Regions from separate parts of the Homo sapiens genome. Here all the other regions are linked to region 2. A link is a loop called in an ENCODE intact Hi-C map of the cell type or tissue named here. Cell type or tissue: heart left ventricle. All regions are shown on one strand.

What was found. Hi-C counts contacts between places; a loop is a spot of excess contacts. Peaks named below come from ENCODE experiments on the same cell type or tissue, not always from the same donor. Only the 100,000 strongest peaks of a DNase experiment are listed, where the experiment ranks them.
Region 1: a loop joins it to region 2, with 2.5 times the contacts of the local background. A loop is called at or near these places in 10 of 110 quality-filtered maps.
Region 3: a loop joins it to region 2, with 4 times the contacts of the local background. A loop is called at or near these places in 8 of 110 quality-filtered maps.

The regions. Positions count from the first base shown.
Region 1 is chr11:130,725,496-130,727,995 of GRCh38, reverse strand. It overlaps LOC105369575 (a long non-coding RNA gene), which reads right to left. Exons shown (of 4, transcript XR_007062954.1): 2 at 1,716-1,853; 3 at 690-1,447. Among named protein-coding and RNA genes, the nearest start is that of LINC02873, 54 kb to the right of the region's middle. In heart left ventricle, no CTCF peak of the experiment used is centred here; DNase peaks (open chromatin) are centred at 1,135, 1,505 and 1,755; H3K27ac peaks cover 1,022 bases.
Region 2 is chr11:130,433,617-130,436,116 of GRCh38, reverse strand. No RefSeq gene overlaps it. Among named protein-coding and RNA genes, the nearest start is that of ADAMTS8, 6.3 kb to the right of the region's middle. In heart left ventricle, CTCF peaks have their summits at 989 (motif pointing left), 1,257 and 1,456 (motif pointing left); a DNase peak (open chromatin) is centred at 1,436; H3K4me3 peaks cover 577 bases; H3K27ac peaks cover 407 bases.
Region 3 is chr11:130,737,249-130,739,748 of GRCh38, reverse strand. It overlaps LOC105369575 (a long non-coding RNA gene), which reads right to left. Exons shown (of 4, transcript XR_007062954.1): 4 at 368-2,500. Among named protein-coding and RNA genes, the nearest start is that of LINC02873, 66 kb to the right of the region's middle. In heart left ventricle, no CTCF peak of the experiment used is centred here; a DNase peak (open chromatin) is centred at 1,408; H3K4me3 peaks cover 295 bases; H3K27ac peaks cover 923 bases.

The DNA of each region.
Region 1 (2,500 bases), 290 kb before region 2:
AGGACGTGGAACAATGAACAGGAATTTGGGGAAAGGGTGGAGTGTAGGATGGACGGGACTGAGTGTGAAAGAGGCAAGGGTGAGCTATTCCACTCGGATGGAAAGTGTGAGTGAAGTCACAGAAGCAGGGCTGGCTGCAGCAGAGAAATGTCTTCTGAATCAGCTAGTGAGCTGCTCATGACCATCAGCCTGCTGCTTTATCAACATGTTTTTGAACAAAACTGCAAATCTGAAATTGACACTTCACCCCCTTCACCAAGTTTGGCTCTGAGTTACCTTCAGATTCCTATGGAATTCCAAGCTACCCTCGAAGGACTAAGGCTTGCCTTGATTGAGGATATATATAAAAATATTATTTATGTGCCTGGGGCTCAGAAAGCAATTTCCAAAGAGAATTTCTAAAGCTGTTCTGAGCATTATATAGCCTCTTGAGATTATGGATTTTTTTCCAAACATATAACAGAACTCTACACATCCTAATGAAAGTTCACAGCAGTAACATCACTCTTTTGTCTGCCTCTTACATCCTAGCACTTCTGGAGTCTGCAGGGCACATGAAGGAGTATAAGACCTGAGTTTTGCTCTCATTAAGCTCACAGTCTCTGCAAAATCAATCCTGCCAGAGGGAGAGCTTGGCAGTCCCTCCATCCCGTTATTAAAGTCTTTCCACAGCTGGTTCCCAATCTTACCTGGAGGGGTGGGTATAACATAGTAGTAAGGCACATGGGAGCCAAATAGACCAGGGTCTGAGTCCCATCTCTGTTTCTTGCAGGCTGTGTGATCTTGGGCCAATTGCTTGACCTCTCTGAGGCTCAGTGTTCTTTTCTGTGATGATAATAGATATAATAACTACTTCATAAGGTCCTGTGAAGATTAAATGAGCTGTACACATGAAACATGCAGCACTTTACCTGGAACAAAGGTCGGGCTTTCGTGACTATCCCGGGAGAACCAATTAAGGCCAATGCAAAATGCACAGAAGGGAGGTAGACACTGTCCACCCAGGTTAGGCCCCACCTGCTCCCTGCCACCAACCAAAAGAAGAGTGGGACCCCTGCACTTGCCAAACTGCTCTCTCCTCTGCTCTGCACAGGACTCCTGCAGCAGCAGGATGTCTCCCAGGTCCCCAGCGGCCTGCTACGTCACCGACACTGCTTGTCCATGCCATTGTACGAGGCAGTTGTGCAGCTGCAGGCTGCCCCAGGCCAGCCAATGGTTAGTGTAGAACTCGGCTCTTGCTACTTTCCTGACAAGCACGGATTTTTACTGCTTTACCTCAATCTGGCCGTCTCCTCAGACCTTTGCACACACCAGGAGTGTCAAGATCTAAGGTCAGCTCCTGGGGCTTCAAGAGTCACCTCTGTTTTCCTTCCACTTCCCCAGCAACTCTACAAGGGCTGAATGCATCCTGTTTCAGGAAACCCTGGAGGAGGGAGACCCCGAGTGCCTATGGATACATTAAAAGGGAAGAAAGAAAGTGCAGAGCTGGTTGGGTCACTGCCGCCCGGCCAGGGGCGGAAAGGAGCCACGTGGTGCTGTACAAGTGTTTCCATTCAGGATGAGTCACAAACCCTGGACCCTGAAACAACTTGGCAAATGGAAAGCCAAAGGGATTGTTCTTGATGTCTGTGTGGGTCCCCACTGCCAAGTTTCAAATACCATCTCCCTCCACACTCCCCTTTTACGCTCAGGGAAGGACAGGCGCATGTACTGACCTGATCCCACTTGCCCAGGAAGCTGGCTGCAGGGCAGGATGGGGGCCTCTCTGGGGCATCTGTAAAGGGTGAGCTTCTTTATAGAGCTGGGTCAGGCTGGCTGCAGCCCATGCACCAGTCCTCTGAGGTGTCCTGAGCCTGGAGAAGGGGTGCCTGGGTGAGTGTAGGAAACTGCAGTTTCAGAGGAAGAGGTGACTCACCAACAGTATGCAATGCTGCATTCAGTAGGCATGGCACCTGCCCTTCCGAAGCTTATGCTGAAGTGACTAGAAAATTACAGTCTTCCCATATGTATGTCATACTCTCGCCAGGGTTTTCATGTAAGAAGACCTCTGTCCTCAAACCCTTTCTGCTGTTTCCCCTAAACATGTCCTGCTCTCACCTGACCTCTGCACGTCCTCTCCTACCCTCAGGCTTCAGACCTTGCCAGCTCTGCCTGCAGGTGCAAGAGCCTCCTAAATGCTGTTCCTGCTCCTGTCCTTACCTCACCCTATCTATTCTCTTCAAAACAGCCAGAAGGAACTTTTAGAAATGTCAGTCAGATCAGGTCCCCTCATAGTTTAAAACCCCTTCCACAACCTGCAAGGCCCTCCATGGTCAGGGCCTTCCCCACCCTCACTGCTGCATTTTGCCTTTCTGGAACAGAACCAAGTTTGCTCAGGGCCTTTGCAGTTGCTGTCCCCGGCGCCTTATCTCTCAACAGCTCCCTTTGTCACTCAAATCTCACTTCAGTTGTGACCCTTTCAGAAAAGGCTTCCTTACCACCCCCACCCCAACTCCCAAAG
Region 2 (2,500 bases):
CCCTTTCTTTAAATCAAGGATAAGTTTTAATTTTTTTTAATTTTAAAGAACATTTTAAAATTAGAAGGGATGGGTCCTTCAAGGACCTATAATCTCCTGCCCAGTCCTGGTATTCTCTTTTATCACCCTGCAGGTACCCGTGTCATTGCTTAAACACTTCCAGGAATGAAAAATATCTCCCTGTGCAAAGTTCTGCAGAGATGCAAGCAGGGACGGGTAGCATAGTTACTTAGGGGCCCTGGCATGTGTCACTGGACCCCAGCCAGATTGCTCCCTCATGCTGGAGCCACAGTGTCTGAAATTCTACTATTAGTCATTTATTTCTTTTGCTTCCCTTTCCTCGGATCTCTTAAAATTCAAACATTTCTAGTAGTACTTGCTACCAAAACAAAGCGTTCATGACTTATTGGCTTCCCTCCTGTTCATGAGAACAGAAGGTCAGAGGAGAGCCCTAGGTGATTCTAAAAGAAGAGAGACCCTGAGGATGAGGGGAAAGGTGACAAGATACATTTTAAATACTTTGCACCAGGCCAGATGGGAATATATATGATGAGGATAGGATGATGATGATAGAAAACAATAAACATGCCTACTGTGTGCCAGGCACGCTTCTTAGCACTTCAACTCTAACTCACTGTAAGCACATTTATAAGAACTGGGTAGTTTTTCCAAGTTCCTTGTAAAAGGGACTTGTTACAATGGGACTTACATTGGGACTTGCTACAGTGACTTTCAATAAGCAGCTTATCTGCTCGGAGAAATCACCCCAGATCCTGAAGATCCTGGCTCCTTTCCTGCATTTCCCTTTTCTTTCCTTCTAAAACAAAGATAAATAAGTGTAGTTTTGCAAGTTTGTATAATACATTTACACATATTACATGTATATATAAACTCCGAAGTGGTTAGTGGCTAGTGAGATGCATTGTTGAGGGCGTTTTCAGACCCTCTCCTTCCAGGACCCATAAAAGGTAAATATGCCAACACTCCCACCTGCTGGTTACAATCAATAGTGAAGATTTGGGAGAAATACATGTTTGCATTAATTAATTGGGGTGTACAGAAACCAAGCCGTCCTCATGATTAAGGTTGACCCCGGCCCTGGAGACATCTCAGCTTTGCAAGCTCTCCCAGCCTGTGAGATCATTAGAGTTGAGAGGCACTGGTGTCATGAAGAGCAGAAATCAAAGTGAAGAAACAAGAATAAATAGGAAGGAGAGACGCACGACTCACGCTAAACAAAGGAACAGGACAGAGCCTCCTTCAGCTGGCTCCGGTGATTGGCTATGAGGAATTGCTGTGTGCTGAGATTTTTTGAACAATGTTGAAGGACTGTTTCCTTAGACTGGCATGACACGGCAGTGATGCCTAATTTTTTAGAAAGTTGCGAGACAGAGAGCGAGCGAGAGACCGAGAGCGAGCGACCGAGAGCGAGCGAGAGCGCAAGTTCCAACAGTGCCACCTCCTGGCCATAATGTGGTGAGACAGGCATGACCTATGTCTCGGTTCTCATGGTGGCAACTGTTACTGCTTATAATACTAAAATGTGCAAGTAACTCTTACTGGCCAGGTACTGTAGTAAGCACAGATTGTAATCATGGATGCATTCCACATGGAGTCTTGGGCAACCTTTTACGAGTTTCTTGCTAGACTCCTCCACAAGACTGTATCTTGGGAGAACAGGAACCATCTCTTCTGCAACTTTGGGAACCCAATACTTGGCAGTTAGTCACTAAGAATACAAATGGCAGGAACAGAAAGGGCTGTTTGTGAATTTGTTTCTCAGTGTATTAAAATCAATTAAAACCTCATTAGCAAGCAATACAATGTCAATATCGCAGTAAAGTTTCTGCTAAATCTGGTTTTCCCTGATATAGATCACAGAATTGGGAGCATGCCTGTTGAGACTGTGAACACCAGATGAAGGCAGGAAAAATAATCAGAGTAGCTAGCTCTTTACAGGGAATTGAACTTAAAGTGGCCTCAGGGATATGATTTAATGATTTCCAGCCAGGCGTGGTGGCTCACATCTGTAATCCTAGCACTTTGGGAGGCGGAGGGCAGGAGTTCAAGACCAGCCTGGCCAACAGGGTGAAACCCCATCTCAACTAAAATTACAAAAATTAGCCAGGCATAGTGGTGGGTGCCTATAATCCCAGCTACTCAGGAGGCTGAGGCAGGAGAATTGCTTGAACCTGGGAGGCGGAGATTGCAGTGAGCCAAGACCATGCCACTGCACTCCAGCCTGGGTGACAGAGTAAGACTCTGTCTCAAAAAAAAAAAAAAAAAAAAGATTTTCTAAATACTGAAAACCTTTAAAGGTTCCAAAAAGAGAGACTATCTAGGACTAAGGAAGAATTAAGCAGCACAGACATGCTTCCACACATGCAGGTGGCAGTCACAGAAACCTGCAGGCCAAAGGGAATACAAGGCGACTGTCAGCACAAAAGTGATGCCAAAAATCAGACATTGCCTGCCTGGGATGTGTGCTCAGTGATATGAT
Region 3 (2,500 bases), 300 kb before region 2:
AGGCATAATGCGTCAGATGAGACCCTTGTTCTCCTCATGTCTTCAGCGTCATTGACAAAGTAGATAATAACACACAAAGCATGTAAAGAATTTCTGAATTTTATGGTACAAATTATGGTAGTGAATGACCATGTATTAAGCCCTTACCACTTGCCAGTCCTTGCATGTTTGTTGTTTTATTTAATATCTAGGCTGCAGAGAAACCTTATGGGATTTTGATGGTTTAATTTATGATCACAAGAAACTGCCATTTAAACATTCACCTTCTACAGAATTGTTGGGTTCGGTTTATTTTCTCTGTAATAAATGAGAATTTATTTTCATCATGCAAGAACCATCATGAAAAAGCTTCTCATAACTCTTGGGGTGCATGAGATCAACTTGCTTTAATGAATTATGAGATCAAGCAGAATCAGTTTTGAAAATAGCAAAGACATTTAGAGAAGTAGTAAGATGCAGAACAGGGACGGAATTTATGCCACACTCCACGCAAAACAAACTCGGCCACTACTCCTGTGGTCAGGAATCAATATTTCTCATCAGTTCCAAAGTAATGAATGTCTCTTCTCACCTCATGCTCATTGACCTTCATCTGTGGTGAGAACTTTCTTACTGTGAGACTCCAGTTTCCCTTTCTTTGGTTCTGTTTGGGCGACTGCTACCTGGTTTCAACAGTAACCTCCTAGAAAACAGATTGGGTGCTCACCCCAACGTTAATAAATATCATCAGAATAACGAAGGGGAGTAATTTGTCTACTGATGAACTGATTAGAGAAGACGTCACCACTGTCGTGGCTCTTTCCCCAAATTATAGCTAGGTTTAGGAATTATTTTTTCAAAGGGCTACTCTGAATTATGGGGCTGTAATTCCATCCTGAAGGCTATTTGTGGGTCATGCTTCACTTCTTGTGGTTTATGACTTCAACCCCAGCCCTCGATGGAATTATAACCCAACAGTCACAGAGACTGCTATTTATCATCTGTTTATTTTACAACAAAGCATCAAGTATATTTTGGTTTTATGCTCATGGAGAACACAAGAAGGAGAAGGAGGCAGAGGAAGAGGAGGAAGAGATAGAATAGTTTACCCAAAGCTAAAGCCATGTCTCCCCAGCTATAAAAACTGAATATCAGACAACGGTCCAGACATGTTACCTCCACGATGTTAGCAAACATCTGGAAGAATCTTCTATTTGTTACCATGGAAATAAAGTGCCCAAATGATTGTCCTGTGTCTTTTCTCAGCTGGATATTACCGCAGTAGAGCTTAGATTATGGAACTGAGGGGAAGCCATCGTTCTCTTCCTTTCCTTCTTTTGTCCACCCTGTGCCGATAACAAGCTCTCTGGCAGGAGTTGCGAACAGCTGTATCAGAGATCAGGCGGGGTCACTGCACGCTCAGGCAGGCCGCGTGGATTTGTCTGCTGGTCCCTGCAGTGTGCTGGGCGGGACACTCCTTGATCTCTCCATGCTGTCACCGGGTTCTGCAGTACAGTTGGCTCTGAGCCTTTGCAAACATTCTAATTTGATGCATAATTAATATAACAGTGATTCAAGGCCTAGAGGCTTCTGGGACTAATTAGTGACCCGAATCTCCATGGTAGCGCTGCATTCCATTCTTATCAGTGCCGGGAAGAGCTGCACTCTTAGAAATAATCAGTCTCCCACTTATTACTGTGACACAGCCAAGAGGCAAAGATCATCTTTCCATCCAGTGTGCAAAAATTCCATCAGTGTGTAATCACTTCCCAGGAGGACTGAACTTCCCCTGGAAGAGTCTCACTGAATTAGTCCCTCAAGAACATTTACGTTTCCATATGGGCCTGGGGGGATCTTATTGCAGGTGAAGAAATAAAGACAGTCAGCAAGGGCTTGCTGAGCATCCGCAGAATGAACAACATTGTTCCAGGGGCTCGGAGCTGATTCACAGGAAAATAAAAGACTCAGCTTTCTTTTCAAAGCCTTTGCCATGCAATAACGAAACATATAGTAAGAATGAATGACTTGTTACTCCCATTTCTAACATGGTCCCCCACTGTGTCTCTGCAGGCGCATGGCTCCAAGTGTCTCAGTCATCTCTGCAGAGAACCTATTCAAAGTCTAAGTGAGTTCACCCCAGGAAGGAAGTGGCATTGTAGTGGTGCTGCACCCATCTCCCTTCCCTTCTCACTTCCTGTTGCTCCTCAGCCCCCTCAACAGCCACCTTATTTCCAGCTCACTTGCTCAGGCCCCGCAGGATCTAGACAAGCAGCAGCAAACTATGGACTGTGGCCCCAGCCCAGCACAACAGTCCATTTAATTCAGGTATATATCATCCATGGCTACTTTCACACTACAATGGCAGAGTTGAACAAATGTGACAAAGACTGGATGACCCACAATTCTAAAGGATATACTACTTGGCCCTTTGCTGAAAGAGTTTGCAAACCCCCAGTTTAGACCATCAAACACCACCCAGCAGGTGGGGGATCTCAGCTTCAAGTCTTAGATTTTTATAATT